Linked DNA regions of Homo sapiens: region 2 is linked to region 1. The links are chromatin loops, found by intact Hi-C in ENCODE. Cell type or tissue: GM12878. All regions are shown on one strand. Each heading gives the region's core, and the rest is flanking DNA. Links, peaks and the distances in the headings are about the cores only.

Region 1 (16,106 bases), core at 4,903-12,902:
AAAAGTAATATTTACTTTGTTCATATTTCCAAGTTCCTAAAGCAGTCCCTGTCATATAACGGGAGTGCAACAAATATTTGCTGAATTAATAAATGAATGGGTGTGGCTGGGGTAAAATAAACAAGGATGAAAGGGCAGAGATGAGGTCGTTGAGTTAGACAGGAATCAGATGACAAAGAGTCTCTGAGGCCATTTGAAGGCTTTAGATTTCATTCTGAGTGAGATGTGAGGTCACTGGATGTGTGCACTGAATACCACAATCTGACAGAGAGAGAGAAAAGAGCCAGTGGAGAAAGAGAAGTTGAACCCACCAAGAGATTGGCGATCGATCAATGGAACAAAATCTTAGAGGTAATTAGGGGGGTTGGGATCTACATGTCCAGGTGGCCTTGGTCAGAAGAAGGTATAGGTATGCAACAAGTAAAGATGATTGTCTACATAAACTACAGACCATCGCTCTGGTTAAAGTGCCCTGGTTAAGTGGCCCTTAATTTCTTTGGGTAATTCTATTGTCTTGGCAGACACATCATATTGTTTTGGAAAACAACTGGGTTATAAATATGGTAGTCATATTTTTTGAATCAAAAATGAGGTGAATGGCTTAGAAAATGTTTTTCTCTAATCTATAAGTTTACTTATATGTAAAGTTTTATAACTATATTAGAATTAAATCATATTCAGTGTTATAAATGTTAATACATAGCAGAAACAAAATGCAGAGTGTTTTTAGTGGGTATTCCAAAGTCTACCTTGGTTAGATTGTGATTCTGCATGCAAAAGTGGGTCAAACCTACCATCATGGCCACAGGTATCAGGCTCAGGGGTATGAATGTTACTCCAGGAACATTTTCTGAGTATACATATAGCATACCTCCAGAGCTATGCTTTAGGAAGATTAAAGTGGAAGCAACTTGGAACAGAATAAAGCTGGAAATTGGATTGAAGCATCATAATTCAGGGATTCTAAGTACAATTTTGAAACAAGGAGATTTGCTGATTTGTATTGTCAACTTTCATGCCAAACAAACTAGGCTCAACTCACACCCCTACCACTTGCTAGCTGTATGGTCTTAGGTAAGTTATCTAATTGGGATTTCACATTCCTCGTGCATAAAATAGGGCAAACAATAATGTTTAGGAAGGATGATCCAAGGATTAAATAAGCCAACAAGGAAAGCACTTAAAATAGGGCCTGCTACTTAATTAGCGCTGACTATTAACTATTACTGTTTCTACTACTCCTATCTTGTAGGGCAATATTAGACATAAATAGTCTCATGCTATATTTCTGCTGCATTTTGACACCACCAAAAGTACAGCCAATTCATATGAAAGTAATTCATTTCTGACTATAAACATTCAACAAAACTATCTTATTTCAAAAAACAACACTGACTAATATTTGGAAGTAGAAAAACTCAAAGTTACAACAGTTACTAATTTCATGATGTGGGAGGATTATAAAATTTCATATAACTGATATAGTTGTATCAGTTTTGGCCATAGCTAAGACTTACAAAGCAATTACGATTTGCCAGGTACTACGCTATCTATCTAATTTACATGTGTTATATCCTTCTAATAACTTCACGAGATGAGGATTATTATTAACCATCTTCCCAAAGAGGAAAAAGGCTTAAAGAACTTGATAACTTGAGTAAAGATACACCATTAATAAGTGTCTCCACCTGGATTTCAACTCAGGCAGTCTGACCCTAGTGTCCACACTACATTATGAGGTTATGACAGGCAATTGAAATAATGTGTAGTAACTTATCAATTAAAATTTAAAACAAAAAGACTAATTTCTAGGAATTATACCCCAAAATTTGATAACAAAGCAAAAATATTCTTTATCAGATCATCAATGATTTGGTAATATATGTTTCACCCAAAATTAAGGAACAAAATAAAACCATAGGCAAAAAAAATGCTTTACAGAGATCAAAAACCTAGAGAAAAGTTAACATTATTTACCATTCATACGGATTACTGGGCTTGAAATTACTCAGTGTCTCAAAGTACTGATAAGATATTGGCTGGGACTAGGTGTATTACGTATTTTTTTTTAATTTTCTGTATATAATGATTTGTGTGGGTGTGTAAATTTTTTTAAAATAATATTTCTTAAATGTATAACATCTTTAAAAGAAACAGAAAACCTTCCTGGCTGGGGAGAGATTGCTCCTCTCCCTCTCGGGGCAAGCTAGTTCTTCCAGTTGGCACAGAACTCAGCCTGGAGCATACCTTTGACATGCAAATCAACCAATCTAGAACTACACCCTTCTATCTGGCCCAGATAACCCAAGAAGCAATATTCCTCTGCCTTAATCATCTCAGGGCCAGATATCAGGCCACTAGAAACCACTCTACAGTTTAGAGCCCCTGGGGATTATTCAAACTAGCTAATGCTAAACTGTTGACTTGTCCCTTCTCTGCCTTTCCTGTGGAAATCCTAATAAAGGATCTAGCTCCTTTTGTGGCTCCCAACTGACTGACCATCATACAATAGGGTTCTGCTAACTCAAAATTCAGTGCAGAAAACTGTCAAAAAGTCTTTATATAAAACATTCGTTTCATATAAAATGTCAAATGGGATGGTTGATAGAGCTGCAAACAGAGGCTAGACCAAGATACTTATCTCTTAAAACTAGCCATATATTCTTACATTTGTTCATTAAACTCATTCAGTAAATAGTTGTTGAATAATTTTTAAGTTCTAGGCAGCTAGGTACTACAAAGACCAACTATGTTTAGTTTCTGTTGTTGGAGACGTTGCATTTTGGTGGGGTAAATACATAAATACACAAATAAAAAATATTTTTAAAAGTTAGTGATTCTCTAACTTGTCTTACTTTTAAGGAAATATAGAGTAAGACAAGTCAGAGAATCACCAAGGGCAGAGTTGGGGAAAGTGACTTTAGATGGGGTAAGACTAAAATATCTATCTGAAGAGGAGACATTCAAGCTGACTGAAAGATTAGTAAGAGAAAGAGTTCCAGGCACAGGAATCTTACTGAATTTACCAGTAGGTACATGTCTCCAAAGAAACAATGTAAATATTCCTTTTTCTCTCCTAATATCTTCTGGATACTTCCAAACCTGTCTTCAATTTTTATAAAAAGCACTTAGTTCATAAGTTTCTGCAAGAACATGGACTGTTACTTTACTCATCTTCATAGCTCTGGTACTTCACACAATGCCTTCACATGGTGAGCACTCAAAAAATAAGTTTGAGGGCCAAGTAAAATAATGGATGAATTAAGGGTTAATCCACATAAGCCTGGGAGGTTTTCCAAAGAAATTTTAAAACTTATATTTCAGGGTGATGTCAGTAAAAATAGCAGAGCAAGGATCTCCTAAAGTTCCCTCCTTAAAAGCAATAAGAAATTTGGTAAAAATTCTAAGTATCAAGTTTTTAGAATTCTACAGATTAACCAAAGTTTTGCAGCAATTCAAGAATGTCTATTCAAGAAAAAAACAGTTGAATCTTGATAAGAACATCAAGCTTAACATCATTTTAACCTGCCCTATTCTCAAACCCCTCTTTATATCTCCATAGAAGCCTTAAAAGCCAGAAGTCTGCATTCACAGTGAAAATCAACAACCCACAGTCACTAGATAGGGCACAACAAGGTTGGAACTTCTTCTAAACCTCAGTACTACAGTATTCTCATTATGCGACAAGTTTGGCAGTTTCCTAGAAGACCTTACTTGCAAGACTGTCTTTATTTGACATGACTTGGAGCTCACTCAGTATGAAAAGCCTTTCCTCCAGGGGTGTTGGTTTAAAATATTTAAAGACAACTGTTTAACTTTGCAACTATCTGAGTCAGTAGGTAACTGTTGGACAAACAACAGGCAAACCAACAAGATGAAAATGAAAGGCTAGGGAATGAGTTGTTCATAGTGGCTTTGCAGAGGTCTAATGAATTCCCAGGAATTTAGAAGGGCATCCATTTGCCCAGGGCTTTACTCATGTTCAGGAAAGACATGAGAAGGCCACAAGCTGTCATGTACACCCATCCTTGAGGCTCTGGCACAGGTAGAAAGCGAAAGCTAAGGCAGAGTTGTCAACTGCTTGGCTGAGTGTTGAAGGCATGGCCAACATGCACACACAGTCCCTTAGCAAAGAATGGGGACTTCTAAATTACTGAGGTAAAGAAATATCTGTCTAGTTAATACCTGATCACTAAATAATGGAGCAGAGACTTCTGTGGCCACCCATGACAAAGAATGCAAACATTACAGAATTAGTTAAGGAAAATAACTAAACAATCAAACAAACAACAAGAACAATAAACAGCAACAACAACAAACCCTGAGGAAAGGGAAGAATCTAATTTCCAAAGTTGTTACATTCTATTATTTAAAATGTCCAGTTTTCAACAAAGAATTATAAGGCATATAATAAGAAACATGAAATAAGACATGAAATAAGAAAATACAGTGTTGAATGTGTATCACTTTCACACAATCATAAAGTTAAAAAATCAAGAGTTGAACCACTATAAGTAGAAGACTGTCTGAATAGATTATTCACAGAGGAAAAAAAGGAATCAACAGAAAGCGTCCCTGAAGAAACTGTTGCTGGACTTAATAAAGATTTTAAATCAGATATTTTCATTATGTTCAAAGAACTAAGGAAATCTTTTCTAAAGAACTAAATAGAGAAATTGTAAAGATTAGAACAAAATTAAATTAAATACAAAAATCACTAGGAAAAATAAAATCAAGTTAAAATAAACAAAATTAAAAAGTGAGTTCTTTGAAAACAAAATTGACAAATATGTAGCTACAATGACCCAGAAGGTAAAACAGGACCCAAACTAAAATCAGGAATGAAATATTTGGTTTTCCAGTGCCCTTACAGAAATAAAATGGATTGTGTGGAACACTATGAAAAATTTTATACCAACAAATTAGATAATCTAGATGAAATGGACATAGTCCTAAAAAGACATAAAGTATAAAACTGACTCAAGAAGAAATAGATAATCTAAATAGACCAGTAACAAGTAGAAAGACTGAATTAATCAAAAAACTTCTCAAAAAGAAAATCTTAGGACCAGATCACTTCATTGGTGAATTCTACCATATGTTTAAAGAAGAAATAATATCAATCTTTCATAACCTCTTTCAAAAATTAGAAGAGGAAGAAATACACTCTCTAAAGCCAGAATTATCTTGATACCAAAACCAGACAAAGTTATTTTAAGAAAAGAAAATTATAAGTCAATATTCCTTATTAACATAGATTCTTCAAAAAAAATACTTCAAAAAATACTAGCAAACTGAATCTAGCAACATATAAAGAAAATTATACATGAGGATTAAGCAGGATTTATTCCAGAAATGCATGGATGCTTCAAGACCTGAAAATCAATTAATGTAAAACATTATAATATAAAACTGTACACTAGACGAAAGGAGCCAGACACAAAGGACCACATATCATATGTTTCCATTTATATGGACTGTCCACAAAAGGCAAATGTGTCAGGACAATAAGTAAATTAATGGTCGTCAGAAGCTAGAAATAGAAGGAAACAGAAAGTGACTCCTAATGGGTATGGGATTTATTTTGAAGGTGATAAAAATGTTCTGGGACTAGACAGTGTTGATGGTTGCAATCTTATAAATATACTAAAAACTACTACATTTCACACTTTGAAAGGATAAATTTTATGGTATGTTAATTATCTATGATTATATATATATAATTTTATTTATAAGTTGATGCATGTTACATGCACACAAACTTATAGCTCAAGATGACAACCTGAGAACGCACTTCTACCTTCCTCTGCCCCAATGTCCCATTAAAAAAAATGAAGCCCAATATGCTGGCACACACTTGTGGTCCTAGCTACTCAGGAGGCTGTGGCAGGAGGATCACTTGAGCCCAGGAGCTCGAGGCTGTAGTGAGCTATGATCATTCCACTGTACTCCAGGTGACAAAGTGAGACCCTGTTGCTAAAAAGTAAATTAAAAAGTGTGCAATTAAAAAATAAAAACACAGCTGTAAAACAAGAAAAGGAAGAAGCAGATAATGAAGACTTAGGAAGATAATAAAGACTTAGATAATAAAGACTTAGATAGAAGGTGTACAGGATTAGTTAGAGGAAGTAGAATAATGAAAAGCACCACCCAAAATAATTGGGGCTAAGCAAGCATCTTCACAAAGGAGCCCCAAAAAGCTTTCATTTTAAAGTAAACAAATAGAGAACACAAGAGTAGGCTGAAAGGCAGCTATCAAGATAGTTCAAGAACTAACTGCCTTTAGAAAAGTGGTATGAGTCTGACCCTTTCCTTTCGCAAGTATTCAATAGTAGTTTTTACCCTGAGATTTGTTTTATAAGAAAGTTGGGCAAAGTGCCTAGAAGTGAGTGTTGAAGCCACAGAGATACAGCATTGGAAATTCATAAAAGACTTTCCCAAGAAGGAAATGGTGATCTTGCGGGAGACAAGAGCATAGAACAGAAAAACTGCTGTGCTGAGTCAGATTCCTGTTCCATGCCTGTGATGATAATTTGTACATGTAACTTGACTGGATCGGGGGTGCCCAGATATTTGACTAAACATTATTTCTGGGTGTGTCTGTGAGGGTATTACTAGTTGATATTAGCATTTCAATCAGTAGACTGAGTAGGGCAGACTGCCCTCCTATATGTGGGTGGGTAAATTTACTCAGGGTTCTCCAGAGAAACAAAACTCAACAGATTAGATGATGCCTAGATGATGGTTAATTCTATATGTTAACTTGACTGGCCATGGGGTATTCAGTTTAACCATTATTCTGGGTGTGTCTGTGAGGGTGTTTCTGGATGACAGATGAGTATTTGAATTCGTGGGCTCAGTAAAGTAGGCTTCCCTCCCTAATGTAAGTGTGCACCATCCAATCCACTGAGAGCCTGCATCAACAGCACATCATGGGACTCCTCAGCCTCCATAGTCAGGTCAGCCAATTTTTTATAATAAATGTCTTTTGAGTTTTCTCTCTCTCTTTATCTATGTATCTATTTACATCCTAATTGGTTCCATTTCTCTGGAGAATCCTGACTAATCGAATGTACTTAAATGTTCCTTCCTTGACAGAATCCTTTGTATGGACACATGGATATCTTCCTTGATATCAGCTTCCAAAGATCTGTGGACTCCTCTCACAACATTTAAATTCCTGAGCTGCTACTAGATCTTATGTATGGATTATTGAATAGCTTCTGTATAAGTATGGTTAAAAAAAAAGTTTGATGTCTTTCATAAATAGTTTTCAATTCTGCAGTAGTGTCTTATAGACTGAAAGCATCCATATAATGTAGCTGTTGCAGTGGTAGTACTATTCGAAGGAGCATTTTTTGTGTCAGAAGAGAACAATGGGTTTTAAAAATAAACAATAACATAGAAAAAGCAAAAAGGTTTTAATCTTTCTCCACTAGAACTGGGTTCAAGAGTTCTAGAATCAAGCCTTGTAGAAATTTAGATTAATGTTACACTTCTGTTGTGGCCTTTGGGTCAGAGAGGACCCCCCACGTTATCCCCATCATCCCCTCTCTACTCTTTTATTTCCTAAAGCCACAAATTTGGAGTACCCTAAGTCAGGAAAAGACTCTAGTAAGGAAATGATAAAGGAGAATATGTGACAATCAAGAGTGCATTGCCTTTTTCCATTTGTAGACATGTGGGCATGTGCCTTTCTATTTGTTTTGTAGATGCAAGCTGCACAAAGGCCAGTTGTCTTCTCTTATATTCACCAGTGTCTTTCCAGAATCTAACCTGTTAGCATTGTTGGCATTCAATGATAATGATGCTCACCATTTCTATAAGGTCCAGCATCTGCTGACGCATACTCAAGGCTCAGACAATATTACTTAGATATTCATGGTTGCCAAGCCAGTTTACTTTTTGGTTTAACTCCATAAGAAGCAATCCAAAAAAAAAAACTTTAAATAAAATATTTTCAGTAATCATGGAAGGGAGAGGGAAAACCATTAACTGGCATCATACCTTTTGCCCTAATATTATATTGTTTTCTTCCAAGAAAACCCTATCATTTCTTATTCTTTTTATATCAGGATACATAATACGACATATTAAGAAGTTTAAAAAAGTCAACTCCCCAGATTGGTCAAATTATGCTGAATAAACAAGTAGTTGAGTACTCTCTATTCAAGCTTGTATTTGCTTTTTAAAAGAGATGATAAATAAACAGCTGACATCTGAACTAAAGAGTTCAAGGCAACAATCCCTATTTGCAGCTCCTAAATCCTCAAATTTCTAACAACCATAAGGGTTTTTTTATTTCTTTTTGTTTACTTGTTTTTTGTTTGTTGTCTTTTAATAATCCTTTGGTAGCAAGCCTTACCTGACCTCTACAGTCCTATTAGGGCTCTTATGTAATATATGGAATATACCCTTATTACTTTTATAAAATCTGAAAAATCCTGAACTTGAAAACTGTGGACATTCATTCAATTGAGGTGAGGATCCAAGACATTAGAAGAACAAACAGGTGTATATATATTTAAGTAAGGAAATTAGGCAAATCACAATCTCTATAGCACTGATTTCATCATTTGGAAAATGAAGGAGTTGCACAAAAATATGCTTGACAGTAATTAAACTCTAGGATTCTACCTGATCAATTTATATCCTGATATATAACAAATTATGTTGAATTTTGGATTATGTTGAATTTTTATAAAATTATAGGTATTTAGCTTTGCCAATAATGTGTGACAAACATGCATTATTAGCTGTGTCTTCCTATATAATAAGGTTTAGTACCTGCTTTGCCAAACACAGAAGATATGCCTTCCATAATGGCCTTGTGGATATCAGGATGAGAAAGGACGTATGCAAGTGTCCAAAATGCAACCTTAAAAAGAAAAACATATATCAAAAATATGAACTTCTTTGAAGGTGAACAAAAGCATATTTAGTATTAGCCATACATATATTTTTTAAAAAGGATGATGTTTAAATTAACCTTAAGAGCACATTAGTAGAAAGCATATTTTGAAAACAACTAGATATTATTAATAAGAGATATGTAATATATCTCCAAGAAGCCAGATTTAAATTTTTATTTTGTCACTATAATTTAACTATATAATTTAAATAGATTAAACATCTATCTTCACTAAAAATGAGAAAAGTTGTTATTTTTACTAATGAGTAACACAAAATATTATATAGGCATATATTAAATTTTCAGAAGCAACTAGTTATGACACTTAAGAATATTAATCCAAAACAAAAACATTTCTTAAGATTTAATTTCCTTAGAATACAAGTGAATTAGCACATTTTATATTCTGCAACTGAAACACAGTAGTTTTAAATAAGCCCAGGAAAATGCAGCAGGAAACCATCCCGTAAACTAAATTATGAGAGTACTCAATGTCAAAAACAAAGTCCTTTTTTTTGGCTTTTTTTGGCTCTGAATTAGTAAATAAAAGAAAAAAAATTTTTGAGTCCTTTCACACTTGAATGCTATTGAATATAGTATATTTGCACATTTTCTCTCTTGGCCACTCAAACTTATTTCATATCTTTCCTCGTTGTGGTATTACAAGATAAAATCATACTGCTTTACATCTTAAAAATTAACTTCCTCCTCAGGTAAATAGTTTTGCTTCTATTCTTAGGTTACGTAATAAAGAAAACCTGTATAAAATCATCCAAAGAAGTGTGGGTTTCACTTTCATTTTTTTCTAAATACATTTATTATGAAAGAGATTTCATCTAGGAGAATTGGTCCTGAAATGATTCATGCAATATTTTGACTAAATTTAGTCTGTCTCTTTTGTGAGGTAACATTATGTACCTTTAAATAATACCAATACTCCCCTCTGTGGTCAAAAGAGGAAGAGCAATTGTCCGAAAAGAAGTGCTCAAATAAGCCAAATTCAATACTGTTCATTATTTTTCCCTTTCTAACTTTAAATTGATAGTGCAAGGATAAATATGGTACTGTTTACATAAACGATGTGAATAGGGGAACCAAGGGTCCTCAATTTAGAGGCTTTCTTTCAGGAGTGTTATCCAGATTAAGAAAGATTTATCCTAGAGATTTTCTAGTTCATTTTTACAGATGATGAAACAGATGCTCAGAGAACTATCTTGTCCTGTCTCTACTCAGGCCCCCTTTCTACTATTAACTACAGATAAAAGTGCTAAATTACTGAATTCAATTAATAACTACTCCATACTCACTTCATCTTACTTGAAGAGTCAGAGTTCATGTTGGGGAAAAAAATAGTGATAAGACATAATGTATTAGTCTGTTTTCACACTTCTTTATAAAGAATTCCCTGAGACTGGGTAATTTATAAACAAAAGAGGTTCAACTGACTCACAGTTCTGCATGGGTGGGGAGGCCTCAGGAAACTTACAATCATGGCAGAAGGCAAATGGGAAGCAAGGCACATCTTACACGGTGGCAGAAGAAGGGGGTGGGGAAAATGGCCAAACACTTTTAAAGCATCAGATATTATGAGAACTCACTCACTATCACAAGGACAGCCTGGGGAAAACTGTCCCCATTATCCAATCACCTCCCACCAGGTCCCTCCCTTTACATGTGGGGATTACAATTCAAGATGAGATGCGGGTGGGTACACAGAGCCAAGCCATATTACTTAGATTTTCAGTTACGCAAAACGGATGTTCATAGTTGTATGTGCCTAAATATAGCTTTAGAGATTCAATAAAATTGGATACTACTTTTTAAATGACAAACATAAGCAATTTAGCTAAACTACAAATGGCTGTTACTTTTATTTATTTATTTTTTTTTTTTTTGAGACAGAGTCTCGCTCTGTTGCCTAGGCTGGAGTGCAGTGGCGCAATCTCGGCTCACTGCAAGCTCCGCCTCCTGGGTTCACACCATTCTTCTGCCTCAGCCTTCCGAGTAGCTGGGACTACAAACACCTGCCACCACGCATGGCTAATTTTTTGTATTTTTAGTAGAGACAGGGTTTCACCGTGTTAGCTAGGATGATCTCGATCTCCTGACCTTGTGATCCGCCCGCCTCAGCCTCCCGAAGTGCTGGTATTACAGGCGTGAGCCACTTTTTTTTAATGTCTCCTTTTTCCTTAACAGATTACAGTTTTTAAAATTTTTTCTATTTTTAAAAAAGCCAAAGTATTTTTAAAAGATAAAAAGGCATATAAAATAGTTAATAAAAGTTTATATGTATTACTACATCAATAAGCAAGAATAAGTGACTTTGAGGTCTTTGTGCACCCACATTTGGGAAAGGGGTTGAAAACTGCTCCCAACAGTACCAATTAGTATTTTGTAAAACAGTTCAAGTCCAAGGTCAGAGATGGGCAAGAAGAAGAAGGGCCACTCAGCTCACTGAACTGCAGAAGCAGCCACCATAATGTCATTCCATTGTTTTGGAGAGGTAAGAACAAATGAGAGAAAGGGCAAGGAGGAAAACTCTGTATCTTTGCTGTGTCAAAGAGAAGATGAATTGAGTGTGTTCTTTGGTACTGATTTATCTATTCAAAAAGAGATTTTGATGGAGTCTTCATACCATGCCAGAGAGTCTTCTACCGATCATGGTAAACACAAATATGTTGGGAGATAATTCCTGTCCAAAGTATTTTCACATTTAGTTGGGCATATGAATACATATTGGAGAAAAATGAACGAAATGTACAAGACAGTGAGAGAGCAAACACATGTTACAAAAAATAAATACTGTGGGAGTTGAGAGTGGGATGGGGTAGCAATTGCTACTGAAAGTATTTAGAAAGAATGTAAGAGATGCAGCAGATAAAAAAGGTAAAATGTCAGCTTTGTGATTGGTTTGGAGAAATCTTCTAAAAAAATCATTTGGCAGTCAGAAATTTCTTGGAACTTAGAAATGGTTTTCCCATAAAAATAATTTCATAAATTATAGTTAATATCTTGGGCCACAATGGAGCCTCCTAGTGACCCAGTGCCTAACCCATCTGAAGCCTGAGCTCTGAGTCCTATGGGCCTTGAGGCAGAGTACAAAGTAGGAGAGAGGAGATATAGATATACTCTGGGCTCCAGGAAAAGACAGGCCCCACCACCTACACCTCTGGTAGGGCTTCTGGTATTCTCAGCAGCAATAAAGGTCACTAAAGCAGAATAGCAGTGGATATTCCCACTCTGGGGCCTTTGAGCCATCAAATATTTGGAAGCCTATGTTCAGTATTAACGGGCCATTGAAAATAATGATTGACTGAAACTAGGGAGATAATTTTTGTAAGGGAAGAAAACTAGCATTTATTGAAGACCTATGCTGAACCAGGTGCTATTAGCCACAATCTATTTCTTACCAAAATAATCCTTACAACAACCCTTTAAGGTAGGTATAGCATTAATCCCATTTTACAGATAAGGGCACTGAGGCTTGGGCAGGTTAAACAATTGGCCCACTGTTACCCAGTGCTGGCAATTGGCTTTGGATCTGACTCTAAAGCCTCTCCAGGATCTCTGCCTGCTCACCAGGCTGCCTCTTGGAGGTGCCAACAAGAGCCAGTGAGATGGAATATTCTCTAATCATCAGACACTTTCTTTCTGAAATGAATGATTTAAATCCTTTCAGACCAGCGCCAAGAACAAATTCCAAAGAACCGACTTCCCCTGTGTCAGATCAATGGGGCTTTGTGTGTCTTTCTTCCGGGGGATGTTTCTAACAAGATATTGAAAAATAATTCTTTGACAGGAGTGCCTGTTTTGTTGCTACTTTGAGAGTTGTTTTGATGTTTGTTTCTCAATTTTGCTATAGCTTAATCAGTTTCCAAGAATATTATTTAAGGAAAAACCAGAGAAGAATATTATAGGTACATAAAGAAGGGGAAGGGTTTAGACTACTTTTACTTGACCATATCAGATGAAATGTATATTCCACTGGCTAACATACCTTTGAGAAAAGAGGCCAGAATTTCTATCCCTTCTCTTTATGCAGTAAATTTTTCAACAAGTTAAGGGAAACTAGAATATCATGACTGAGAAAGCCTTTAACAACCTAGGCCTTTATAAAAGTAAGGCTAAATAAATAATACTTAAAACATCTTCCTAATTTCTATCTGTTAGAAGAAAAAGGAAGAAAAATGCCCACACATATCATCATGGATAGGTTAAATCCTCCTGTTTAGTAGAAAACAAGTATATTTAAAAAGTTACCCTTTAATTTCAGATAATATAAGTAGCATCTTAGGCTAATGTGAGAACCTCCTGGCCCAGGAAACTGTTGGCACTGAACATGACGTGACAGACAAATCTCATGGCTCTAATCTAATGCAAGACAGATTTTAAAAGAAACAGTTTTTTAGCCGGGCCCAGTAGCTCACGCATGTAATCCCAGCTGCTCAGGAGGCTGAGGCAGGGGAATCGCTTGAACCCGGGAAGCAGAGGTTGCAGTGAGCCGAGATCACGCCATTGCACTCCAGCCTGGGTGATAGAATGAGACACCATCTCAAAAAAACAAAACAAAACAAAACAACAACAACAACAAAAAAACCCACAAAAAACAGTTTTTTAAGTCTTGCCTCTCTTTAGAAGTGTTGAAAGTTCCAATTTCACCAGCACCATTCATGCGGAAGCTTGTAGGACCATAATGCTAAGCAATGCAAACAGGAATGGCACACAGAAGGAGAATGGGTACAAATGGAGAGAAAGAGCTAATATTCATTGATACCAGCTAGGCTTATCTTATTAAATCCTCATAACAACTTTGTAGAGAAATGAGAATTACCATTTATTGAGCACCCAAGTTCTAAGACCACAGTGGGAGGTTCACATACATTATCCCTTTTTTTACCCTTATTAGGTAAAATAGTACATTATCTCTTATTAGGAAATGGAGGCACAGAAAATTTAAATTACCACCATGACAGTCTACAACTACAAATTGGGATGTCTGGATCCAAGCCCAAGTTACCTGAAACTATCCATTTACTTACTCTTTCCAATAAAAGCATGTGGCCAATCCCTATTCATCTTTTCAATACCAATACTGAGCACATTGGTAGACATACAAAAAGTGTTCCATAAACAGATGTTGTCTACAACTGGCCCCAAAGGGCAAGCTTTTCCCTCATCCTGTTACACACTGCCTTTCAGAGGACAGAATTTGCTTGAGATCTGTTTCGTCTCCTTTGTAACCTAATCAGATTTCATTAGGCATTCAGTTTTGGTTTTTATCTCACAACCAAATCCACTGTAGTTTTTTTCTTTTCCATAATGAGTGATGAGTGGAAAAAAGAATGGAAGACAGAAATGAAGGAAAAAAAGATGAAAGGACAGTGGAGAGCAACGTAACTCATACTTTACTAATATACTTACAGGAACAGCATTAGACAGAGAAGCCCAAAGCAGTAAGAGCCCATAATTGGGTGAGTTTTCCTTACTTGTTTCCGTCTCTACAATATCCAGCGTAGCTTGCAATAATGTCTGTTTAAAAGAAATAAACATTGCCAAACCATGGCTATGTGACAAATATCGATGTTAATAAACAAGAGATCATGCCTTTTTCTTTAATATGAAAGATATCATTTCTGCCATTCCCAGGTTTTGCAGTTTGAGGCATGTGAAGGGATTTATGTCCTTACTGTAGTATAGTAATTAGGAGTAGGGATTCTGGAGCTTGACCGCCTCACTGCATTTGTTCAAATCCTGGCTCAGCTATTTAAGAGCTGGATGACCTTGAACAAGCTACTTTAATCTCTCTGTGCCTCTGTGTCCTCATCCATAAAATGTTCATAATATGGTACCTACCTCGTAGGATTGTTGTGAGAATTAAATGAGTTAGTACCTAAAAAGTGCTTAAAATAAAACCTTTCAGAGGGTAAAATGCACTTTGGATCTCTACTTTACCAAACTGAATTGGCAAATTGTGTGTTATTATCTCTGCCCTCCACACTGCTCTGGAATCCCTGTCTTATAAACCTCTGCTCTTAGCAAAATGCAAGCAATAGAGAAACACACATCTCTGGTGCATTCAGGAGAAAACTACACCCCCATCCACCATACAGATTCTCAGCCCATTCACCATGGGAGACAGAACTGCCAAGCCAGAATATTACAAATACCACAATACTCTAAAACCATACAGAGAACGGACATTTGACTTGAACAGTGACAGCTCAGGGCAGGGCCCCATCCAAGGCTACCCATCTCAAGACATGTTGTTCTCAAGTCACCAAACAAATCCCACTAAAGTATTTTCTTCATCGGGCGGTTTCCCCAGATTTGTCTTTGCCAGTGACGGCTCTCCATCATGGGAAAAAATTCAGACACTGTAACATTTTCATTAAGTTACTCATCTACTTTTAATCTTAAATAACTTATGTCTAGGTGATAGAAATAATGGGAGCTAATATCAACTCACTGCTTGCTAAGGGCAAGTACTGTTTTAAGTGTATTGCAAGTATTTAACCCATTTCACTCCTCACTATAACTCCAAGATGCAGATACTACTATCTTTTTTTTTTATTTTTAAGAAAAGATGTTTACTTGAGAATAGAGCATGGCAATGGGAAAATGCATGCAATAGTAAACTATGTGCGTATTCAGAGAGTTAAAGGAAGACAACAATTTTTAAAGGAAAAAATGAGAAGGATTACATAATTGTTGTGCAATCATTATTCTTGTCTACAAAGATCAATAACAATATTGGACAGGCCAGGTGCTAGATAGGTGTTCCTGTAGAAGTATTATTGTGTAGGCTGTGATGGTCTTTGTGCAGGTTTGTGGTTTTTGTAGAGTTTTCTTTTCTTTCTTTTCTAAATCACACATTCAAGCATGAGAACCCTCTCTTCATGACCTTCCCTGGCTCTATTTGTCAGGTTTTTTTTTTTTCTTAGGTTCAGGGGTACAGTTCAGGTTTGTTCTATAGGTAAAATCGTGTCACAGGAGCTTGTTATAGATTATTTCATCACCCAGGTACTAAGCCTAATACACAATAATTGTTTTTATCTGTTCCTCTCCCCCCTCCCAATCTCTACCCTCAAATAGGGTCCAGTGTCTGTGGTTCCCCGCAGATACTATTATCTTCACCATTATGCATATGAGGAAACTGAAACACAATAAAGTTAGGGAATTTTGCCAGGGACATATA
Region 2 (16,106 bases), core at 4,066-12,065, 700 kb before region 1:
TGGGTTTGGCTTTGCTCTCTCCAGGCCACATGGGTGTGTCACATTTTCTTAGTTTGACAGTTTAGAGAGTTCATGTCCACCTTTGGCACTGAACCAAGAACACTGGACTTGGCCTCATAGCCAGAGAGGAGGATGTTGTCAAATTGGCCCTGGGTGTGAACAACCCAGGGGCTCACATGGGGGAGGCAATTCCCAGGCCTCCGTTTCTAGGCACTGCTAAAAACAGGAAAGGCAGAAAGACAAACAGCGGTTTATGAGAAAGCAAAATGCAATGGCAACTTCAACAGATTCCCCACTGTTCCCTCGTGTGGCGTCAGCTGGGCTACAGAGAGTGTGCAGCACGTGGTGCCATGGGTATTATTTGTTTGTTCTAGAAAGAATTTCAGCCTCAGAGGGGAGGATGAATTAAATGACAAGCTCCTATAGTTCTTTCCAGTAAGAAGCCAGTAAATGATTCTTTATTTGAAAGATAGCGTTTAAGTCTTACAATTATGGTGGGTTGGGATATAGGACACTGTTGGTTGCCCACCCTCCTCTGTGGTGGGGAGAATGGGGTGTTTTCTGATGTATTTCCAAGGAATTCAGAAACTTTCTTAAGGAAGACACAGATTCTCCACATAGCTGCTTCCCCAAGCTCTATAGGGGATTCTTATAAAGAAGCATCTTTTTATTTAATACAGCTCCACAAATCACCCTTATATTTGGCGTATGTTCAGAAGTATTAGTACAACAACAAAATGCATATTTTTTTTAAAGGCAAGAGACTTTGGCCAGTATTTGGCTATGTTTAAAACACCAGCATGGTAAACATTTAGGACAACTTTAGCATGCCTTTAGTATAATATTTTCTTAAAGTATGAAGGGAGGTAGGGACTCCAGATCCAAATAATTTTCTAAACCTCTTAAAAGCCACAGTAGATTTGAAGAGAAAGATTATCACTTAGGTCTTCGAATTAAGTTTCCTTTTGTGTACTCATCTGTAGCATGTAAGCTGCCTGAATGTTTATTTATCAACAGGAGAAGGGAGGAAGAGAGAGAGAGAGAAAGAGAGAGAGATAGAGAGAGAGAGAGAGAGAGAGACTGACTGAATGTGGGAGGAAGCTGCAGAGCTAGCGAGCTCAGGAGTGATCAGGGGAGAAGTTCTGGTTAGGGAACCCGGCCCAGACTTTAGCCATGGGGCAGTGGCGACACCTTCTGGCTTATCCCTGAGCAAACAAACAAACAAACAAAAAACTCCCCAAAAACCTATTGTGTATTTTCCACAGAGAACATGTACGTGTGTTTTCTATTAGACTTTCCAGAAACTCATAAATGATTGTAGAACCCATCGTGCTAATAGAAAGTACGGCATAAATGCTGACGGAAGCTATTAATGCTGATTGTAGTTTATGTGGCCAAATGAATCAGGCTGAAATCTGTGAGTTTTTTTATGGTTACTTTATAACAGGTTATTTTTAAGTATCAGGCCATAGATTAGGTTTAATGCGGATGCTCACACACTTAGAATGAGCTGGTTAAGAGAGATTCTAACTTTATCAGTCATCCGTTCCAGCGTTTAGACCTAGAGATTTTTCTCAATTCTCCCTCCCCCAAAACACTTAGGCTGAAGTACATTCACCACATTTTGTCTTGTTTCATCCTCAAATAGCCACATCTTTTACATAAGAGCCATTCACAAACTTAAAAACTGCCTCTGTGCCACTGCAATGCTAGACTGAAATAATTACTGGATTTGGTGATTCTGTGAATATCCTACAAATTCTCTTCCAGTTGCCCATTCTTTTATTTGTTAAACAGGCATCTATTCGGTGCCCACTGTGGGCCAACTTTGTGCCCCTTTCCCCACATGGATTGCTGGGTGAGGACCCTGATGGGGAAGGTGGGAAGTGTTGAGTATATTTAAGGAAATACACATGGTAGTCATTCATTGAGTATTCATCGGATCGTGAACTGATTTGATCACCATTTCCTAAATGACACACTCTTGTTTAATTCAGCACTACATACATATTAAATAGTGGATTATATTAAATGTTAATATACGCAAGTCAAGAGCACAGATCATGGGACCAGCTGCCTGGGCTGGGGTCCTGACCCTGACACATACTAGCTTGGGCAGGTTGCTTAACCGGTGCTTGTTTCCTTCTCTGCAAAGTGGAGATCATAACATGGCATACCTTAGAGGGTTGCTGGGAGCAATAATTGAGTCATCACCTGCAGAGGGCTTAGTACAGTGCCCGGCATGCTGTAAGCAGTTGTTATGTACAATGTGTATGTGCAACGCATGATGATGCTGATGTATGAGAAACAAAGCATACAAAAAAAGCAACAAAAAATTCTTAGAGCTGCAAGAAAAAAGTGGCTCTTGCCTCTGGCTCTGCTCAGTAAACATCGTGCTTGACTCATCCTCTGCCCTGAAATGCTGACATGAACAGGGATATTCAGCTGTTCCTTTCATTCTGACTCTACAGCCAGAACCACAGTCCCCCAGCCGAAAGCCTTCATCATAACAGATGTGAAATGGGGCAACCTTAAAGGTTGGGGGTGACTGATACTTACACAGAATTCCCCAGATATGCTACAAGTACACCTGGACCTCCCTCCCCCTTGCTCAGAGCAGTTCCCTGGATACCCTAATGTGCCCCAGCAAAAATTACAGTTTGTGGGGAGAAGCTACCCATTGGATGTTTGAGTTGCACAGCTTTTACTACATGAGTCTTGCATCTCCTAAAGTTTGAAGTGTGTAGCAAATTAAATGTGCAATTTTATACTTCTGTTTCCTGAAATCTAGTAGGGGGTAAATGACTCAGATTTTTCCAGCACCAAAGGAGAATTTAAAATAGTGTGTCCTTTTTGGCAATGGCTAGGACAGGTATTTTCACCAGAGAGAGAAAAAATATCACCTTAACTTGAAAGTGAATATATAAGAATTGAATATACAAGAATTCAGTCTCCTTTTATTTGTTACTAGTAGAAGACAGAGCCCATATATATATATATTTTCAGGGTAGCAATGTGCCCTATCAAAAATACTCATCTTCCTAGATTCCCAGAATTTCAGCTACAGAAGGCCAAATAACCAAGTTCTGGCTAAAGAGATATCGGTAGAAATTAATCAATGGGCTTCTGGGAAAGATAAGATAGATGCGGCTGGCATTGTCTGGAATGCGGATGTGATGTTTGGGGGTGGAGCAACCATCCTGTGAAACAAGAATGAAAGTCACACACGAAAGATGGAGAATTAGGAGCTCTAAGCAGCAGCTCAATTCTCGACTTCTTTCAGCAACTACATTTGCCTGGAACTCTCTACTCTCTGGACTTCTTGTCATGTGAGAAAAGCAAATTCCTCTTAAGAAGTAAACATTTATCAAGAGTGCTTAGAACAGGGCATGGTTCATAGTAAAATGCTATATAGGTTTTGCTAATAAAATACATGTTTGCTTTAGCCACTGTAGTCAGGCTTCTATTACAAACAGCCAAACACAACATTTGCCAATATACATAGGTATTGCCAACATGCCAACATGTCATTATTCCGCTTTTTTTTTTTTTTTTTGAGATAGAGTCTCGCTCTGTCACCCAGGCTGGAATGCAATGGTGCGATCTCAGCTCACTGCAAACTCCATCTCCCTGGCTCAAGCAATTCTTCTGCCTCAGCCTCCCAAGTAGCTGGGACTACAGGCGCGTGCCACCACGCCTGGCTAATTTTTGTATTTTTAGTAGAGACTGGGTTTCACCATATTGGCCAGGCTGGTCTTGAACTCCTGACCTCGTGATCCGCCTGCCCTGGCCTCCCAAAGTGCTGAGATTACAGGCATGAGCCGTCGCGCTCAGCCTCATTATTTCACTTTTATTCTAGCACCTTGCACAGCGTATGGTACTGAATAAGTATTTGTTGAAAGAATAAGCCGTTCAGTGGGGTTTGAGGAAAGATGAAGGACCCTAAAATCATGTGACTCTATTTATATACTTATGTAATAAGCTTTAACTCTGTAGAGGAACAACAGTTCCCTTTCTTTGTATAATAGTAGCCCTTGGTCTTTTGAGGATAGATGAAGGGATTCAATTAGTTTGGCCTGAGATACCCTCCCACAGAGTCCCAGCCACTTTGTTATCAGAGCCAAGAGAGAAGCATAGGTTAGCATCAACCTCTCTGCCAAACGACTCAGGTAGGACTGAGGCAGTTTCAGACCTGGGCAAAATGTTGAGTAAAACTCATCTTAGGGTCCCCACAATGGAAACAGAACATGGATAACTATCATTGCAAACATCAGTGGGCATGAGACCATCAGAGTTAGAGCTGAGTGCAGGAGGTCTGAGAAATCACGTGGCTCAACCCTCCCCTCCCCAGAATGTTCTGGAAGGGAAGAGGTTCTAGACACTAGCACAGAGAAACATATATACACACACACACATACACACACACACACACATATATACATACATATACATATATATATATATATTTTATTTTTTTTATTTTTTTTGAAATGGAGTCTCGCTCTGTCACCCAGGCTGGAGTGCAGTGGTGTGATCTCGGCTCACTGCAAGCTCCACCTCCTGGGTTCATGGCATTCTCCTGCCTCAGCCTCCCGAGTAGCTGGGACTACAGGCACCCGCCACCACACCCGGCTAAATTTTTTTTTTTTTTGTATTTTTAGTAGAGATGGGGTTTCACCATATTGGCCAGGCTGGTCTTGAACTCCTGACCTTGTGATCCGCCCCCCTCGGCTTCCCAAAGTGCTGGGATTATAGGCATGAGCCACCGCGCCCGGCCAGAGAAACGTATTTTATTTACCTTGATCCAGATCATTAAATGCTTTGTCCACCAGGGGTCTTAGAAAAATAATTTGACCTCTGGCTGCTAGCTGAAAAAAGTCTAGAATTTAGCCTTCTGTGTTTTCTCTTTTGACTCTTGGTGAAGTATCACTTTTAACACCAAATAGAATTTCCCTTGAATGTGGTTATAAAAATAATGGTGAAAAGAAAAATCCCACTTCAGCGAAGCCCGCCAGCACACTGGCCATCCTAGTGAGGAGAGCTGCTCAGGTTCTTGCATTCTTTTATTGATTGGTTCTAAGTGAGATTATTCACCATGAAGCTTGATATCATATAACAGAGGCTACAAAAGCATTGTATGTTCTCACGTCAAAGACAATGCTAGTCACAGAACATCATAGGATTTAAATGGGGACTGGGAAGTTTTAAATAAATACAGTCAGAGCATAGGGGAGTCTGCAACATGGGGACAGATTTAAAAGGTGAGGTTCCACAGCGGGGACAGGAAGTGGCTGGAGGACGTGCCCGTGGCTCTGATGAGGCCCCGTCATCATCTCCCAAGCAAAGGCATAGACAAGGTAGAGGTGTGTTGAAGTGTTTGTATACTTTTTTTTCTCTCATTTAACAAATATTGATGGACCATCTGCCCTGGGTCAGATGCTGAGCTGGGGTCTGGGGTGACAATGATGAAGGAGGCACACCCAGCATGCTTCCTCACAGAGACAGCTGCTCAGAACCCTGTTTCTCACAGCACAGCCCTGGACCAACAGTGTCCGAATCGCCTGGGAGCTCTCAGGCCTTGCCCCAGATCCACTACCTCAATATCTGCTTCGTAACAAGACCCTGTGGGAAACCAGGATATGCCACCCCCAAAATAGGAAGGATTGTTGAGATGAAGACAATTCAGAAGAAACAGAGGCAGTAAAGCTCTCTGCCCTCCCTCTATTTGTCTAAAAGCAGGACGTAGATTTACAAAGACAAAACGTATCTTGCCTCCCCCCTTCTACCAGGGAGAACCACTGAAAACAACTTAAGACGCTTATGCTCCTGGAGATGGCCCTGCAGGAATCTACATTGAACAAGCTTTGCTAACTGGCCTTTATCTGCCATTCATTTGCTATCCCCCGAAGTTGCTGCCCCTAGAGACTCAAAGTGTTTTTTCCCTTGTCACATCTCTAAAAGTTTACTGTCCTTTGATGAGGATGCTGTGAAACTAGAATTCAAAGCCATCTCTTTGAGAACTCCTCATTATAGAAAATATACATGTTAATAAACTTCTGCTTGTTTTTCTCTTGTTAATCTGTCTTTTGTTACAGGGGTCCCTTCCAACTAAGAACCTATGGGGGTTATTCTTCCTCTAAAACCCCCACGGGATTCAAATGTATTCGCAAGGTAGAAAATGGTCTGGCTAACAAGAGGAATGAAAAGAAGTGCTGCTTTATGCTTAAGCCTTAAGTCTGTGCCTGTCTTAACTCATGAGGCTACTCCGGCTCAGCCTGGAAACAAGCTTGAGATGGGGTGGAGTGCCTTCCTGCAAGACGGCGCTGGAGCAGGATTTGAAAGAAAGCCTGGGGTTTTAAAGCCAAAGTTCCATGTAGCAACTTTTTCCCAACAAATTACCCTCTCTAAACTGCTGATAAAGTCAGAATACCAGACTAGATTTAATCCCTGGTTTTAGTTCTTATGTCTTTGCAACACTAGTTGGTAGCAAAAGATGTTTAAAAGCTGAGAAATGCTGAAGCTTTTGCTAGAAGGTTCAGTGCACCACCTGGATTTCACATCTTGTCATTTTCAGCCCCAGCTCTACCAAAAATGAGGGAATCTGTTCTACAGGTTAACTTATCCAGAGATATTCTCCCCTAAAGGTCAGCAGAAACTTGGAAAAAGTTTCCTCAAAGCTACGTCCTAACCACAGACAAGGGGTTATGAATGTAGTAATTGTATAAACCAACTGTGATACTTTCAACCTACACACACACAATGAAATGTAGACACACACACCCATGGACACACTATTGTACTTCTGTGGTCTGCATATCCTGTGCTTAGTGGGATATTGTGTCCCATCATGAATATATTGTGTCCCATCATGAATATAATTTTGCATGTAAGCACTTTCTTTTAGATTAATTGAAATGAGCCTGTCTAAGGAGGTATGTGATGGCCTTTGCCAGTACATAAGAACATCAGAACACACACGAAGTGCATAAGTGTGTGTGTGTGTGTGTGTGTGTGTGTAGAGAGAGAGAGATTGAGAAACGTATTTGGTTCCTATGTGTAGACTGCACAAAGACAAGAGGTGTTGGTTGCATAGGATGAGGTAACGGTAGGAAGAGGTGAAAGAACATTTAACTCATGTGCAAATCAGTTATTTAACGTTCCTTTATTCCCCAGGTCTTGATCTGCATCCAGGCCAGGCCAGGAGAACTCATTCTGGTCAGACAGCGGGAAATTCCACCACATGGAATGGTGTTGGTGGTCTCCGCTCTACTCCAGTCCAGGAGCCCACACAGCAAAATTCCACTAATGAATGCGCCCACCCACGCAGGGCCCAGCTCTCCCCACCCCCTTCTCCCCATGCCTGCCCCATTCAACAGGCCACGCCACCACCAACCGCCTTCCTTACAACTGCCCAAGGATTCGTTTCAGGAGCAAGATTTGTTAAATTATAAATTGGAAGCATCCACCTCAATAATGAACCAAATCAAAGACCCTCTGGAGGAATCCCTCAGGCAGCTCATGGGAGGGACCAGAGGAAGCATTTGCCCACTCCTCTCCCTCCTGCCCTCAGCCCCAAGGACCCTCCATGAGGGAGGAGACGAGGACATGCAAGTGCAGAGCCCACCAGACCTCCGAGGTGGGTCCCACCGAGCCTAGGTTATTTGTTTTTCCTTACAAGAATGCTAGTCAAAGCAAAACTTTAACCCAACAAACCAACAAACAAAATACCCCTAGTTGGCTATTTGCACACAGGGGTTGCCAAGGAAGGCAGCCTGAAGGGTCCCTTTGTGACCAGAGGCGTTTTTGAAAGGAGACAGCAATGGCTGCTTTATGAGGAAGTGGTGAGACGGTCACATGTTATCCGCATTGCTGTGGAGGTCGGCCTGACCACCCAGGAGCCTTCACCAAGATGGCCTGATAACAGCCCACCGTGGGGCTCCCAGGCCTCTGCAGCGGTCTTCCTGGGACCCAACTGTCCTCCAAAAGAACTGCTTCCAACAGAGTAGACATGGAGCCCCACGGCCACCTAAGTGACTCTGTTTCTGAGCATGCTACAGGGTAATTAGGTTTCACATTCCTGCTGCTTTTTACACACGGCCTTAGCTTTCTCATCAGGCCTGTGGCAGAGCACAAGGCAGAATGAGAAGGGGGGTGCCGCATCCATCCCCTGGATGGCCAGGCCCTCCAGACAGGGCCACTGTGACACGGGGGCTGGGGGCTGGGAGGGAGGAAGGGGAGAAGGCATGAAGCGCCTTATGATTGAAGTGGCTTGGAATAATAAATATACACACTCTTTTTTAAACGTGGCTCACCACATCCTGGGAATCTGGAAAAAATGCCCCACTTCACTGTCCCTCACCCTCCTCCCCACCTACCCCCCAGCAGCAGTGGCTTTCATGACGCCTGGGGGAAAGCACAGGGCCTTTGATAATAAGGGGCTTGTTAGTTCTAGGCTAACAGCCCTCCCAGGCCGCTCTGAATCCTTTCAAGCACTTTTTTATTTTAGGTCAAGGAAGTTCGTAAATGTAAAGACTCGAGATTGTAGAAGGAGAAGAGGAAAGGGAGAAAGAAGCATTTGGGGGTAGTTGTCATTGGGAGGGGCAGCCAGGGACCTCCTATGGTAGATCCGTCAGGCCTGGTGGACATGCCCTTCCCTTGGTGTGGGGGACAGATAATGGAAGGTGGCTTTGAGCCTTGAAGAAGACCTAGCCTTGTTTGAACCGTCTAAGCTTTGGCTTAGATAAAACTGAATCTTTGTATAGGAAGACCCTTTCGAATCCACAGGCCTTGAATAAATCACATCAGCTGGCTCTGGCGACGATTCCTCTGCCTGCCAGAAGAGGGCAGCACATGCTTCCTCATTACAGGGAAAGCTGGGCTGCCCAGTCCAAAGGGTGGACACTAGGTATGGAGGCGGGGGGAGCACTGTGAAATTAATAGCAGCAGCAGCAACAGCAGCAGCAATAGCTATCACATATTGGTGCCTACTGTGTGCCAGGAACTGTCCTAAGTGATTTATATGCATTAATTCATCTAATTAACATGACAAATCTTCAAGAGAGGGTGCTATTACAATCTCCATATTACCGTTGAGGAGGCTGAGGCATACTGAAATTAACAGAACTTGCTATTGTAGCCACGGACTGCCTAAGATTGAGGTCAGCAAATTACAGTCCAAGGACTAAATCCAGTTCACTGCCTACTTTCATGCTGCCCTCAAGCTAAGTATTGTTTTGTGTTTTACATTTTTGCATGGTTGGAAAAAAGTCAAAAGAAGAATAATATTTCATGAAGTGAGAATGATGTGAAATTCAAATTTCAGTGTCCACGAATGATGTTTTATTGGAACACAGCCCTATTTATTTGTTTACATATTATCTGTGGCTGCTTTATGATTCCTGCAGCAGAATTGAGCAGAGTCTGGTAGAGGCTATGTAGCTTGCAAAGCCTAAACTATTTACTATCTGACCCTATATAGAGAAAGTTTGCCAAGCCCTGACTTATGAGGAAGAGCTACCTGTTTCCAGGCAAGAGGGACAGAGAACAGAGTTGCTATTTACTGGAAATGGAGCTAGTATCGCTATCCCAGGGCAATTTAGAAGCAATGTTGAACTTGATTCACTTTTTTTCCAACAGGGCAGCTCAAGGTCAAGCAAAAGGAGGGTCTGACATGTCACTGAATAGCCTCAAGGAAGTAATAAAAGGTTAGATCTGGAAAGGACTGTGAAAGTCCACTATTATGTCTCAAGTCTAAGGTGCACATTTTTTTCACTCTTTAACATCTGTGAAATCAGGCAATGTCTTACAATCAAAATATGAGAGGTTAAGTGAAAACACTTTGTTTAAGTGATAGCATTTTGTTGTTGTTTCTTAGAGGTTTGTTTGTTTGTTTGTTTTTGAGATGGAATCTTGCTCTGTCACCCAGGCTAAAGTGCAGTGGCATGATCTTGGCTCACTGCGACCTCTGCCTCCCGGGTTTAAGTGGTTCTCCTGCCTCAGCCTCCCAACTAGCTGGAATTACAGGTGTGCGCCACCATGCTCGGCTAATTTTTTTGTAGTTTTAGTAGAGACTGGGTTTTGCCATTTGGCCAGGCTGATCTCAAACTCCTGACCTCAAGTGATCTGCCCACCTCGGCCTCCCAAAGTGCTGGGATTATAGGTGTGTGCCACTGTGCCCAGCCAGTATTTAAAATAATAGTGTCGTACAATCAATGACACCTTAGATTAGGCAGTTCCTGCCTCCAAAGATCCAGCCTCTTTTTGGTCCTTTCTGTTGATGGGATACTCACTTCTTTTGCTGGCAGTCCATTCTACAGATTTAATTTTAAAGTTTCTTTTCTTTTTTCTTTTTAGACGGAGTCTCATTCTGTCGCCAGGCTGGAGTGCAGTGGCACCATCTCGGTTCACTGCAACCTACAACTCCCTGGTTCAAGTAATTCTCCTGCCTCAACCTCTCAAGTAGATGGGATATAGGCACATGCCCCCACGACCAGCTAATTTTTGTATTTTTAGTAGAGACGGGGTTTCACCATGTTGGCCAGGACGGTCTCAAACTCGTGACCTCGTGATCGGCCTGCCTTGGCCTCCCAAAGTGCTGGGATTACAGGCGTGAGCCACCATGCCCGGCCTAATTGTAAACTTTCTAATGTTGAGCTGAAGTGTGTAAGCCTAAATTTTCTATACATCAAATGAGGATGATCTTGCTTAATACGTTTACTTTAAGAGTCTTAAGATCTTATTAAAAGGGAGCGAAGGGAAGGAAGCACTGTGACCCCCGGGGTAGGGAGGACCAGAGCCGGCTGCAGGAATCAGTCTGTCGGTGTGGTCACACCAGGCAGTCTGCAAGATGGGAGGACAGGGATGAGTTGTTGGGGACACAAACCATGAAAACCTGGAAGGAAAAGAAAGACCGCCAGTGATACAGATGAGTTCTTTTTCTAGCAGCATCAGCCAGGAGCATGACCCACTGCAGGTGGCACCTCTTAGAAGGAGAAGACAGGAGCAATTTGAAGATTCGGGCCTGAATGGAACAAGAAGACAAGGAAAGAGCGAGGAATGCACCTGTGGCTGGCTTGCCCCTGCTGCCTTATATGAGGGCTCTAGGAGATGAGGAAGGGAAATGAGAGAGGCAGGATGACAGTCATTGATATTGTGTTAATAAGAACCACAATGTCCTCCTTCAATCACGTTCCCATTCAGTGGGAATGATCATCCAAATTCTGAGATAAACTCACTGAGGTTCCTAGAATAACCCGAGAGTCTTCTTCCATTCTATGTGGCAGGGACAATCAATTTTTCCAGAATAAGCCCAGGGAGCTTCCAGGTTCCAGAAAGAGGAGCCTCTGATGTGAGCCTTAGGGAGGTGGAAACCTTGGCCTTTATTTGGAAACAGAACCAAGACTGCTCAGGGACCTGTGTGGCTAATGGCCACTTTTTTGTTCCAGCAACAAATTGGGAACCAGGAGGTGGTGGGAACTAGGGTACACTCCCTCGCCCTCTGGTAACCACGTTTGAGCTTGGATTGGAGAGAAAGGAGAAGCAGAGGGCTTAGCCCTAACCAGGTGCTTTTCATCTGGGGACATGTGTCCTGGATTTCCTGGGACAGTACCAATTTCTTATAATTTGATTATTTTCAATGAAGGCAATTTGTTAGGCATCTGATTTTCAGTTTGGAAAACATGGCCACTGCAGTTACAACTGATGAAGGGCAATGCAATCTGAGCACATGCCCAGCACGTCACAGATACCAAGGAAGGTTTTTAGGGCTTTCTTTCGGAAGTTAGAAGCACCTTATTAGGACAAGTATTTTAGGAAGAGTATGTTAGGACATCTCAGAGTCTTCCATAAAAAGAGAACTAGGTGCAGCCTTGCGAGTGAAAGGGGTACATCTTTGCACATCTAGTGCAGGAGCCCATTCATCTTGATGAAAATAGATAAGCCCAGACAGGCTGTTCTGTGTCCCATGTGCTGGGTGGACAGAGAGGGGCAGGGAGGTTGGCGACACACGCCTGAGGCTGCAGGGAGGTCTCCTGAGTCTTCCAGAGAAGATGGAGAGAAAGGAAGAAAGTGAGTTTCAGGTGAAGAGAGAACACAGGGATTGTGAGATCGGGAGGAGCACAGCTCACAGGTGGGGGAAGATGGAGAGGAGTCAGAGCAGCAGGAAGTCAGCAGGGCCTGGAGTCTACAGCAGCCTGAAAGAGAAGTCACAGGAGGGGAGAGCCAAAGAAAATGGAAACCACAGCTCCTCCGTGCCTGCGGCTCACAGCAGGAATATTTGTTATTCTTCTGGGAGGCTGGTTTGTTTTTATCTTCTAGGAGGACCGAGCTGCAGCTGACCAGGGGCCCTGTTTTGCTTTGTCTGCTCACAAGTTTAGAGCCAAATTTGTGGTCTACCTTCTGTGTGGCGCACGAAGGCCCCGGGGCTGCCCTGACTGTTTTAGCTCACCCAGGGCTCCATTTGATGGTTGTCTCCTTGTTTTTCTTTCTCACCTCCTCTTGGCCTTTGTTGGTTTGCCGTGCTTTATGCATCCCTGGGAGTAGCTATAAAGCCTTTCTGGAACAAGTGGAGTATAAATTTTAAAATAGAAAGAAGGCCCCCCAAGACAGAGGAATACAGAGGTGGAAATAAGAGAGAAAAGTGGACTTGAAGGGGGAAGAAAAGAGGGAATTCAAAGGAAGCCTTGAAAGACTAAAACCATCCAGATTGGGCAAAACACCACTTAGTGCAGGTCGCCTGGGAGGCCTGAGAGAGCTTAAGCCCCAAGACTGCATGTGATACAGATGAGATACTATTGCCCCTGGGGCTTTTCAGACCTCTCACTAGGGGAAAGGGAGTCCTGTGGAAGTGGGCTGCGCAAAAGGAGGTTGGATGGAAGGTGGTCAGCGTGAATAGAGCAGGAGAAATACTGAATTTTTGTCTTAGGCTACAGGCATAGGCATGCCTACTTCCTCTCCAGCTAAAAAGAAAAGGGGCAAAAGCACATGAGAATATGACACTGGCACCAAAAACAAGGATGGTAATTCTTGGTAGGACATTAACTGTATCTGAGGGAAACATGATAGACCTGGAAGAAATTTTAAAAAGGGGTAGGAGACTTTTCAAATTAGTTAATCAAAATAGAGCATTCAAGATGCACATTAGATCCATTTGTTAATTACCTGCCATATGCGATGGGGACAGAACATGAAATAAATCATGTGTATTGCTAGGATTGAAGCATAAGGAAAGAGAGATTGTGGAAAATAAAGTGAAATATAGCACTTTCTGCCTAGATTATGATAAGTAACTAAAATGAATTTCTTGAAAACCAAGAGATTTGCAGGGATTTTTAGAGTCTGTTCAAATGGCAGATTGAGGGTAAGAAATGCAAAATGTAAGACAGATATTCAGAGGGAGAAGTCCACATCCTCTTAGGAATGACAGAGAGTGGGGGACATGTTAAAGTAGGTGTCAAAGAAACCCCTTTAGGGAAGAGACAAACCCAAGGAGCCAAAGGGGTGTTCCAGTGGCAGGCGGGGAGGGGTGTTTCACAGCGACGCTTGCTAGAGGTGGAGGCACTGGCTTGCAGAAGGTGGAGGCCTGGGCCCTTGCTGAACTCCACCATGTGCCAGGCAGGCTGGGTAGAGAGCATGATTAAGGGGGAGGACAGACCTAACTGCTTGCTAATTACAGGGATGCTGCAGGATGTGCCAAAGGGGCATGGATGACACTGTGCCCTCCCTCAAGCCTTCTACTTCAGCACTCTATGAACCTCCAGGTCTAAACCCAGGGCATAACTTCTCCCTGCAAGATTGAAAAAGTGAATGTGGGGCTCAGAGGAGGAACCCCTCCAGCCAAATCTAAATGCAGTGCTGCTTTCTCCCATCTCAAAGATGCTCTTTCGCAGGACCACGAGCACTCTTCCCATGTGGGTTCCTGATCCAGTTCCCTATCATCACCCACTGGTCCTCCCCTTTCTAAGGGAGCAGGGTTTGTGCTTCCTCCATCAGACTGAGCTCTCTCTGGTTGTGTAGAATCTGAGTAATGGGTGGATTCCACATGAGAAAAGCAGACAGAAAAGGATATCCAAGAACACTTTCAGGGAGCTGCACATAGCAGGCAAAAGTCTCCCAGGACCTTCTCTGCAGCATTTTATAACACAGATCACTCTTTTAAAACAACAACAACAACAATAAAGCTTGCTTTCCCATCTTTATGCCCTCCCCACTACCCCCGATTTCCTCCATCCTCCCTGGCTAGTCCTTCTTTCTCTTCCTCCTTGACTCCTCTCCCTCTGTCATCCCATCTATGTGATTGATCCTTGGGCATCGTCTTAATCATCTAAAGATGTATAACCCCTCAAACTGCATTTTTATACCAGAACTCTCTGCTAAGGTACAATTGTCTACCCGAGATAACTGCTCAGAACAACGGCTGACTTTTTTTTTTTTTTTTTTTTTTTTTGAGATGGAGTTTCACTCTTGTTGCCCATGCTGGAGTGCAATGACGTGATCTCGGCTCACTGCAACCTCCGCCTCCCGGGTTCAAGTGATTCTCCTGCCTCGGCCTCCTGAGTAGCTGGGATTACAGGTGCTTGTCACCATACCCTGCTAATTTTTGTATTTTTAGTAGAGATGGGGTTTTGTCATGTTGGTCAGGCTGGTCTCGAACTCCCAACCTCCGGTCATCTGCCTGCCTTGGCCTCCCAAAGTGCTGGGATTACAGGGGTCAGACACCATGCCTGGCCCCAGCAGCTGACTTTGAACGTGGTAGTGGGCATTATTCCAAGCACACTTATGAGGTATACACAGTTATTACCCCCATTTCACAGATGAGGAAACTGAGGCATTACAGAGTTGAAGTAACCTGTGCCATGTTACAAGGACAAGAGGCAAAGCTGGTGTCTGAACTCTGAACTCTAAAGTAGTTGGCTTTAGAGTCTGCAAGTTGAGCCATACACAGTCACCTGCCTCTCTGCATAGGAAACACAGCATGTTTAGAAACACCGTCCTTATCCTTCTCCCCAAAACCAGGCGTGTGGGTGAGAGATCTTAGAGCACAAGAAAACGAAGCAACTTCCCCAAGTAGCACCTGACTTAATGTGGGATCTTGCCACCGAGTCATGAGAAAATCCAGTCTACATTTAAGTGAAGTGAAGAGCAGGTTGGAAAGAGTGAGAGGAGGGGGCATGGAGGCAGTATCTGGTTACTGCAGACCAAGGGGACCTGGATCTAGAAATTACAGAGGAGGGGTGAGTACAGTGATAGGCCTAAACACGGAGCACAGAATCGTCCCTCAGGGAACAAAAAAAAATGCAAGGCTGCTGAGGTATGAGAGTTGGGCCAGGCCACTGACGCTCCTTGATGACACTTTGGAGAGGAGGACCATGCACCAACAAAGTTTAAAAAGTAGAAAATAGACTGAATGGGTGGGAGATTTGGAAGAGCTAACTGAGGGGGAAGCAAGAGCTGAAGCAGCAGTTTCTGATGTCATTATTCATCTTAGTCCCATTTTTGTGCTAATAGCAATAATCAGAATAATCAAATTTAACAGTTACGAGGCCAGACACTGCGCTAAGGGTTTTACATGCGCTGAGTTATAAAATAGATGAACCTGCATTACAAACCTTGGTGATATTATTAATTACCTTATTGCCAGATAAAGAAACTGAATGTAAAGTCCATTTTACAGATGCAGAGCCAGAGGCTCAGAAAGAATAAGCCTCTTGGGTAAAGTTGTGCAGCTAGAAGTGCTGGGATTCAAACCCAGGCCGGGAATTGCACATGTACTTGTTTTACAGCTCCCTGTAGATTGTTAGTTCATGGAGGGCAATGACTTTGTCTCGTTGCCTTGGCAACTCCAGAACCTAGCACAGTACCTGGCACATAAGCAGTGCCCTTTAAATATTAGCTCGGACTTGTAGTCACTTTATATAACTTGTGGTTTTTTGAATGAATCAGTGAATGACTGAATGTACAAACTAATGGATGATTCTCTCCATTACTCCAGTACTGCTGGGATGGCTCCCACGGATGGGGTCTCGGTTGTGGTAGCTGGGGACTTACAAGGCTTTGGGGAACAACAGGGAAATTTTACTTGGTGGTTCCTGTAGCCACCACAGGAGTGG

What was found. Hi-C counts contacts between places; a loop is a spot of excess contacts. Peaks named below come from ENCODE experiments on the same cell type or tissue, not always from the same donor. Only the 100,000 strongest peaks of a DNase experiment are listed, where the experiment ranks them.
Region 2: it touches region 1 in a loop (8-fold over the local background); 10 of 110 quality-filtered maps call a loop at or near these places.

The regions. Positions count from the first base shown.
Region 1 is chr6:46,616,631-46,632,736 of GRCh38, forward strand. CYP39A1 (cytochrome P450 family 39 subfamily A member 1) reads right to left here. Exons shown (of 12, transcript NM_016593.5): 6 at 14,333-14,440; 7 at 8,788-8,878. Among named protein-coding and RNA genes, the nearest start is that of CYP39A1, 28 kb to the right of the region's middle. In GM12878, for the core only: a CTCF peak has its summit at 9,859; a DNase peak (open chromatin) is centred at 9,791.
Region 2 is chr6:45,921,779-45,937,884 of GRCh38, forward strand. The region is part of intron 4 of CLIC5 (chloride intracellular channel 5); the gene reads right to left. Among named protein-coding and RNA genes, the nearest start is that of CLIC5, 86 kb to the right of the region's middle. RefSeq lists enhancers at 2,528-2,677, 4,949-5,613, 5,614-6,277. In GM12878, for the core only: a CTCF peak has its summit at 8,830 (motif pointing right); no DNase peak of the experiment used is centred there.